3 separate regions of the Homo sapiens genome follow, and regions 1 and 3 are each linked to region 2. A link is a contact called in ENCODE Hi-C or POLR2A ChIA-PET data. All regions are on one chromosome and are shown on one strand. The core of a region is the stretch at or near the end of the contact, and the rest is flanking DNA. Distances in the headings are between cores, read along the strand shown. Region 1 has its middle 10 kb from the start of CNTF. Region 2 holds the start of GLYATL1-AS1 (GLYATL1 antisense RNA 1). Region 3 has its middle 52 kb from the start of CNTF.

Region 1 (2,700 bases), core at 11-2,510, 430 kb after region 2:
CATACTTAAAATCTAGGCTGGCAATTTTCTATGCTATGCCTAATATCTACTCCCCTTTCCTTGTTTCCTGCCTAATTTATTCTCTATCCTCCTAGTTGGGGAGGGAGTGCTCTTTGGTTCTTCTCTCTTCCTAAAACTCACCATCCTTCTCCATGGCTTTCCAGGCCAAATCCTCTGTCATGTTTTTCAGGGCTGTCCTCTTTTGCTCATCATTTTAATTTGGCTTTTCATCATTCGGATTTTTTTCTCCCACACTCTTGCCCCTATAAGCCCATCTGCCCATAGCAGCTTGAGTACTCATTTAAATAAATATATACCCCATCATGTCACTTTCCTGCGTAAAACTTTCCAGTAGTTTCTCTTTGCAGTGTTGATGCCCTTTAGCCCAAACCACTGGGACAATGTCCACAGTTAGACAAAATTGGGTTTATTGGCTTGTTGCAATGAGGAGAGAGGGCACACGATGGGAGACTTTGGAGCACCCCAGTGAGAAAGTGTTTGTTAGGAGGGATTTGCTGTAGGATTTGGAGTTGGGTTAGTGAATTCTGGTAAGGAATTAATGACGTGTGGCTTTGCTCTGGATTGAGTACTGTCGGAAGAGCAGGGGCAATTCTAAGACTGCATATCTTGGTTTTGTTTTTTAAATCTGAGAGCTGTTCTTTGTTATCCAGGTGGCAATGCTAATCACACACTGACCTGTTGTCTGTGCTCAGCAGTTAGAATAAAATCCAGATCTCTTTCTATACATAATCTTGTCACTAACGAGGAGAAAAAAATGTACTCCTGATGTCCAAAATTGATCTGATGTTTACAGCTCGGTTGCAATATTATTAGAAGCTAGTCTGAGGCTCATAGCCCAGTGAGCCTAAAAAATCTAAACAGTATGATAGAATAACAACCTCAGACAAAGTTACTCGGAGACCATGATAAAATGAAACAAAACAAGGTCACTTCATAATTTTGTCTTGTCTAAGCATGGATAAAAACAAGGTCACGCATGCACAACTCACAAAATACCCATAGAATTGTCCCCACTTTCTGACAGCATCCAATCCAGAGCAAACCTCTGCTTCCTTAGAGCTACCCCCAAATCACCGGAACAAAGCCTAAATCCCATAATAGGTTCTAACACACTCTTACTGAGGCATCTCAGTGTTCCCCAAGGTGTACATTTCTCCTCTTTGCAACAAGTAATAAACCCAACTGTTTAACAGCTGGTGTGTTTTTCAATCTTTGGCTCAAGGGCCTTGGCACAGGCATTGTTCCCCTGCTCACCTGACTAACCTGGCTTCAACCAACTTGGCCTTCCTTCAGTTCCTTGAAGATAGGAAGTTCATTCCTGCCTTGGGGCTCTGCACTTAACATTATCTTTCTCCTACTAAGGCCCACTCATGCCTAGCTCCTTCTCATCAGGGAAATGTAAACTCTTAAGAATTAAAGGAAAGGAAAATGGTAAAGCTTTCTTAAAAATGGCAGAGTAATAATGTAAGGCATACACCAACAATGCCTACAGAACAGGCTATGCTTGTGTTCCAGTCTCTCACACTGGCTGTTGCTAAGGCTTTACTAATGAGAAAACCATAAAAATTAATCTCCCAGTCCAAGTTTTGCTCCCCTTTTGCTTAGATCTTTACTAGCTGAGACATTGCTGGGAAGTTCCTGAGCAGCTCATGATTTGGGTGTAGAGCCATGAGGCCCTAGATAACTGTCCCTGTGGGCTTTCCACTCTTTGCCTTAATGGCCACTACTTTCAGTAATTCTGTATCACCTTTTCCATTTCCTACATAATTCTTATCACCTTCTAAATTATACTATTGTGTGTCGCTGGTCTTCCTCTACCAGAATGCACATTTTAAGAAGTCAGGGACTATGTGTGCTCATCTTTGTCTCCTAGTGCCTCTACCATTTCCACGAATAACTAAAACATATCTTACCTTGAGCATTACAGCATCTTAATGGGTTCCTCTACCTCCAGTCACTCTCACCTCCAATACAGACATAACTGAATTACTTTTCTGAAACAAAGTGTAGATGCTGGCACTCCCCATTCAAAAACCTTTCAAAGATTCTCTCCTCAAGGTGTTGTCACTTCACTCATCTCAACTTGTCTTCTACTGTAGCTCTCAGAGAGCTCTGAACTTCAGTCATGCTGAATGGTCCCAGACGTGCCACATGCTTTTCAGCAGCCAAGCCTTGACAAGTGCAGTGCTGCTTCTTTTATCTAAAATGTTCTTGCCCACTCCTCTCTTGTTTTTTCCTGAGGGCAAAGTCCTAGTCACCCTTCAAGTTCTACTCCCAAATTGCCCCTTTTGAGAGGTCCCCTCTTTGATATTTCCTTCTGTCCTTCCACAGCTTTTTGTTGTCCACATGACACTATTGACTGCACAGACTTCTCTCGCAGTTGATTGCACACCTGCTGTCTTTCCCAAGACCGTATTTCAAGGGCAGAGACCTATCTGCTCTCTGGGCCTTGGTTTCTTCATTTGTAAACCAAAGATCTTTGTACCTACCTCACAGGGTTCTTGTGAGGCGTAAATGAATTAATGCATGCAATTGGAACAATTACTGGAACATAGTAAACACCATATAAATATTTGCTCCTATTATTATTAATTTCTGTACTCTTAGTACTGGCCTAAAGCAGATGTCAATATGTATTGCTGAATTTGGTTGGAGTAGGGCAGGAAACTTTCAAAAGAC
Region 2 (2,700 bases), core at 129-2,628:
TTAGATGGGACGGTCTTTTCCTCTCCTCCTGTGGGTTCGTAGTGGGCCCACCTCACTCACTGCTGCAAACAAGCTGCCCCCATTTGAGAGAGAGCTGGAGTGGGGTCTCTAAGCCTCCAGCAACCACTTAGGAGCCATCCTTGATGCCCTGGCAGCTAACTCTTCACATGGAGACCCCGTAGTCCATCCTATCTTGGGAAGACAATGCACACAGGGGGAAGGTAACATCCCCCTCCAGATTCCAGAGGCTCCAAGGAGCCTCTCTCTCTCTTCAAGAAAAGAAATAGTCACTGAGCCACGGGTGGAGGTGAACATGGTTTGGGACCAACAGGCGGCTGGATGGTTTCACCTCCACGGTCATACAATGGTACTGGGAGATGAATGGGGGTAGGGCGATCTAGAATCATTTCAACCTCAACTTACAATGGGGTGGTGCTTGGTAGTTGACTCATTGTGGCCCCATTTAATATTTGCAGTCACCAGTTGGGGTAGGTGTGACTGTTGCTCCCATTTCACAGATTAGGACAGGATAGTTTGCTAGAGGTCACAGGACTAGTTGGGGAAAGGAAAGGGTGTCAGGTAGGATTTTAACCTTAGAGCCTCACGCTTTCTTAGGCTCTTTCAGGGAGACCTTGGGCAAATTCCTTTCTCTCTTGGTGGGGGGGTCTCCATTTCTTATTTGTAAATTAAGGAGTTCTTCCAGTTTGTGATTCTCTGTACTTTAACTTGGATAGGTTTTTTAAAATGGGGATTATGGGAACCCCACTATATTTAAGTAGAGTAGGTCTGGGGTGAGGCCCAGTAATCTGCAGCTTTGAACAAACCCCGGCATCAACAAAACTGGTTGAGATACTCAGGAAAGTTTATGGTGCATGAAAATCTTATTGCGAGCATCCAAAACACATAACACTGAGCTCCATCTGCAGAGATCCTGTTTTGATACCCTTGGTTGGACTGTGGCTGGGTAATTTGCATTTGTCAGAAGTGAGGCCAGTCAGCTGGTCAACCAGTCCTCCTGTCACTCTGTGACCCTCCCCCGGTGTCCGCGGTGCTTCTTTACTTGCATCTTGTGGGAATGACATCTGCGCAGGCAGCCCCTTTTAGCACCGCCCCTGGCACAGGAGCTGAGCTCTTAAAAACCAAGCCCAGCCCTGAGTTTGCAGATACTCAGGGAAGGGGAAGGTGCCTTTCCGCATTTGGTGTAGTCCCGCATTCTGCCATATGATGGCGCCAGAGAACGCGCCTACCGGGATAGGGAGGGGCAAGGAGGCGAGGAAGGAAAAAAAAGAGACAAGTGAAGATTGACATCCATTAAGGCCAATGGTAGCTCAATCTTCTGTTCTCTGACTCCCAAGCTTCCCATTCTCTTAGGAGGCTGCATTTGTGGCGCTAAAAAAAGGGATGGGCGTGGGAGATTCCAGGACTTGTGCTCGCTGAAGATACAACTGTTAGTCCAAGGTAACTCCCGCTCGTAGTGGCTCAACCCTCTTTGTCAATTCACCTTCCTCTAAGTTAACTATGGCTGCTCCACCTGTCTTTAGGGAAACCTACTCCCCATCGCGCTGGGTGTTTTGGAGTTTTTAAAAGCGTCGCGGGGTAAAGTCAGTGTTGTGCTTTTCCTTTTCTCAGCAGGTAAGTATTCCTGGAGCTGACAGCGGGGAGTTGCCGGGCGGGAGTAGGGGTGAAGAGAGAATAGGGAGAGAGATAACAGGTGTGAAGCGTCCCTCAATGCCAGGCATCCTGCTTTGGCACCTTCCAGAAATTTGTCTCAATCATCTTTCTATTGAATTCATTTTCTGTTTCACAGATTAGGAAACCTCAACTAAGTGGCCCAAGGAGAGTCCTTGGATAATTTTAACTTGTGTCAGAAACCAAAGCCCAAGGTCTTTTATTTTGCAGAGGCTGCTTTGGCAGGATTTCAATGCATGCAGGTCCTGCGAATCACTGCTCCTCACTCAATGATCCATCCCGCTGTCCACACATTCATTCACCCATTCATTTCTTAGGGGCTTATCTGCAAGGCGTGGGGCTGGATGATACTAAAAATACAAAAGGGACTCTGATGTAAAGTAGAAGAGACTTTTTAAAAAGATTTACACAGAATTCCGGTGCTCAGCATGGTTTCGATTTTTTTCCCCAACATACTATTGATACCTATTATGTTCCACATAATATGATGGATTCTGAAGATACAGAGATGGGTGAGACCTATCCTTGCCTTTCAGAAGCTCGTTGTCATAGGCAAGAGTAATCTCTGAGGTTTAATTTTAGATATCTATTTTTTAACAAATTGAGCATCAACTCTATATATTCTACTGTAATTAATGTACTAAATAATTAAATATTACACACACTTAATTTCTTATTTTTTAGATGAAGATGAATCTAAGTGGTGGTTCAAGTATGTCCTTTGTCCATCCTAGTGGACCATTTTGGGTGCTTCAGACTGCAACTCTACCCTCCTGTTATGTGCTTGGCTCTATTCCTTCTTTCTGCAGCTCTCTGTCAAATGACAGGCTTTGAGGGAAACCAGTCCTGACCCCTTCCTGTTTTCTCTCCTTTTTACCTGCTCCTATCTGAGGCCTCTTTTCCTATTTATTTGTTGTTCTTTCTCCCTCCATCATCTTCTGTCGTCAAATCATGTGTTGTTTTCATATACTACATCTGAGTTTATAGGGAATATGTTCACAGTTGTTTTAA
Region 3 (2,700 bases), core at 126-2,625, 380 kb after region 2:
CTCTCCACGAGGGAGACTTAAAGTAGACTTAGATTGCAGACTGACAGCTCTCCCAGCCTCCCCCAGCTCCCTTTCTTTTTGCTTCACAGTCTCCTAATAAATCTCCTGCACATCTAATCCAGTCCAGGAGTTTCAGAAGACCTGGACTAAGGGAGAGAAAGTAGTTCAAGAATGACAACAAGGTCTAGGAAATTGGAATGATGGAGATGACATTTCCTGAATGTATGCCTGCGTGAATAACACTTCCATAGCCTCATAGGTATCCTGGCACTGGTTTGCTGGATGATTTGAATTTGTATTACCTATATGGCTTTGGAGAAAGCCCTTGACAACGTTCAGGACAAAGTGTGCCTGGAGATCCCAGGGCAGTCCCTTGCTCTGGACTTTGCGGACTCCGCTCCGCCAGCAGAGGGCAGCAGAGGTAGCCAAGGCTGCAGAACCAGGATCCCTCCCTGAGAACGCTGAAAGATGATGAGTGCCTCTGAGTTTAAGTTGTTGAGATTTCAGGTGATTTTAGCCTCATGCATAGTATGTATCTATTCACAAAGATTGTGAAATTCACGGATGAAGGAAAAGAGGAGACTTTATTTGCAGAAGGCAAAACAATCCACGGATCTAGGAAACGCTGCCCTGGGGAGAGGGAAAGTGCACTTTGCGCAGAACGGAGGAGGGCTGCTATTTGGTATCTGGGTCGCACACTCAGCCTTACATACATACTAGCAGGGTGGGGAAAAAATGCAAATATGCATGAGGGAAGTCAGGCATTGCACAGTGGAAAACATATATGGAACATACATCCCATATTCACATTTTGGTAGGATTTAACATTAAAATGAAGTGGAATTCGGCCCTTTACATCAAAAGGTAAACTACAGGACATACAGACAATTTTTGAACAATGTCCACAAGCTGACTGAAACTGGCTTAAGGTCTGCAGCTATTGATCAATAAGGAATGTTTATAAGACCCGTCCTCTGTCCAATCTGACTTATGGCAGGACAGCATGGTAGAGGACGGAGCCAGGCAAGGTAGGGAAGAGTGTTGTAGTGTTGTAGGACTTTCTCCTTAGTTCGGCTAAAAGCCAGGTTCTTCTCGCACAACCATGAAAAGTTAGGCTTGCGGACACTCTGCAGGGTGAGAAGGACAGGGTTTATTGGGTGAAAAGGAAAAATGGGGAAACAGGGACTCTCAGCAAAGCGAGAGTCCTGCCAGTGGGCTTCCCACCTCATAGACTGGAATCACCGGGTTACCACCCGGAACAGGAGAAGCCAGGCTCCTCCTCACTGCAAACCAACAGGAAATTCCTCAAGGCTTCACCCGAGTGCGCACTCCTCCCAGTGCGCAGGCCAGTCGGAAGTCCTGCCGGGGAACCCTTTTTACTTGGCTGTCTCAGTAGGCTGGCAACCGGCACTCTGTCAGGGTCAGCTGGGAAATCTTCCAACTGTAGTGTTTTTTGGCAATGCTTTTCAGGTGATAGTTTCTGCGTAATTACCGGGAAAAAAAACCTATGGCAATTAATAACACCGGGATGTGTTACAGATCCCTCATCCTCCTAGCTATGAAATTTTTTGGGTTTATCTCATTTTAGCTACAGGGAGTCCATCTCGTCTTCTGTTGGGGTATATTTTAACTTAGCTAATAAGTGTTGCTTTTTATTAAAACTCAACTACTGGGAAACTGTGACCTCAGGACACTGTGGCCAGAACACTTGTGAATGAGAGAATGACAAGTGGGAGGTCCAACCTGTTCAAGGAAGAGTTCTCAAAGTGGGCACTGCAACAAAAACCAAGTCCATTCCTTAAAGGTGACTTCCTTGTTCCACAGGCATCTCTAATTGTAATAGATTTAAATGTTAAGTCTCCACCCCAAGGTGAACGTGGGACACGTGTATCATGAATGTGTGCTTATCATGCATACATGCAACCCTCCCTTTGCAAGGATTGCAAACACACAGAGAATGATAATGAGGTTTTTGATACTGAATTACTCAAGTGGGGAGGGGAAAGTGCCTGAAAATTATAGTTTGGGGTCACTATTCCCATCTTGTGCCTACTAAGGTTTCCGGTATATAATTACTCAATATTTATTAAGTGAAGAAATGAATTAGTCAAAATGCAGTGAAAAGTAAAATTATTTTAGTTTCATGAATTTTTTAAATTTTTCTATACAATTTATATATTTTGCAGATATGACAGTTACCTAGGGAATGTGGGAACTTTCTATAATATGCATGTTATATAAAGATTTTCTGGCCAGGTGCAGTGGCTCATGGACGTAATCCCAACACTTTGGGAGGCTAAGGTGGGTGGATCACTTGAGGTCAGGAGTTTGAGACCAGCTGGCCAATGTGGTGAAACCCTGTCTCTACTAAAAAATACAAAATTTAGCTGGGCATGGTGGTGCACTCCTGTGATCCCAGGTACTCAGGAAGCTAAGGCAAGAAAATCGCTTGAACCCGGAAGGTAGAGGTTGCAGTGAGCCAAGATTGTGCCACTGCACTCCAGCCTGGGCAACAGAGCTAGACTCCATCTAAAAAAAAAAAAATCTGTAATTAAAAAGAAATTAGAAACCAAAGCTGAATGAAAATCTTGAAATTATGAAAAAGCAAAATAAAACTACAATGCAATTACCTTTTTTTTCTCTCTTTTTAGATTGGTAAAGTGTGAATACATTTGAGGGCATCTGCTATAAAGGAGAGTA

The links. A loop is a pair of places that touch in the nucleus more often than their neighbours do. ChIA-PET counts read pairs that join two places held with the same protein, here RNA polymerase II (POLR2A). Pooled maps may share reads with other maps.
Region 1: a loop to region 2 is called in a map of K562, with 4 times the contacts of the local background. The contact joins the enhancer-like site here to the promoter of GLYATL1-AS1 in region 2. A Hi-C loop is called at or near these places in 1 of 168 maps with a recorded cell type or tissue (K562), 2 of 37 single-sample maps with no recorded cell type and 3 of 50 pooled maps. POLR2A ChIA-PET finds 5 or more read pairs at or near these places in 2 of 52 experiments (activated CD4-positive, alpha-beta T cell and activated naive CD4-positive, alpha-beta T cell).
Region 3: a map of Caco-2 shows a loop between it and region 2 (8-fold over the local background). The contact joins the enhancer-like site here to the promoter of GLYATL1-AS1 in region 2. A Hi-C loop is called at or near these places in 1 of 168 maps with a recorded cell type or tissue (Caco-2), 1 of 37 single-sample maps with no recorded cell type and 8 of 50 pooled maps. POLR2A ChIA-PET finds 5 or more read pairs at or near these places in 2 of 52 experiments (OCI-LY7 and T-cell).

The regions. Positions count from the first base shown.
Region 1 is chr11:58,631,276-58,633,975 of GRCh38, reverse strand. No RefSeq gene overlaps it. Among named protein-coding and RNA genes, the nearest start is that of CNTF, 10 kb to the right of the region's middle. Within about 2 kb of position 1,260, at least 2 of the 41 ENCODE cell types and tissues checked have a DNase peak (open chromatin) inside an H3K27ac peak, as active enhancers do.
Region 2 is chr11:59,057,130-59,059,829 of GRCh38, reverse strand. It overlaps GLYATL1-AS1 (GLYATL1 antisense RNA 1), which reads left to right and starts at 1,378. Exons shown (of 6, transcript NR_033853.2): 1 at 1,378-1,458. RefSeq lists enhancers at 1,044-1,303, 1,474-1,543.
Region 3 is chr11:58,673,451-58,676,150 of GRCh38, reverse strand. No RefSeq gene overlaps it. Among named protein-coding and RNA genes, the nearest start is that of CNTF, 52 kb to the right of the region's middle. Within about 2 kb of position 1,375, at least 2 of the 41 ENCODE cell types and tissues checked have a DNase peak (open chromatin) inside an H3K27ac peak, as active enhancers do.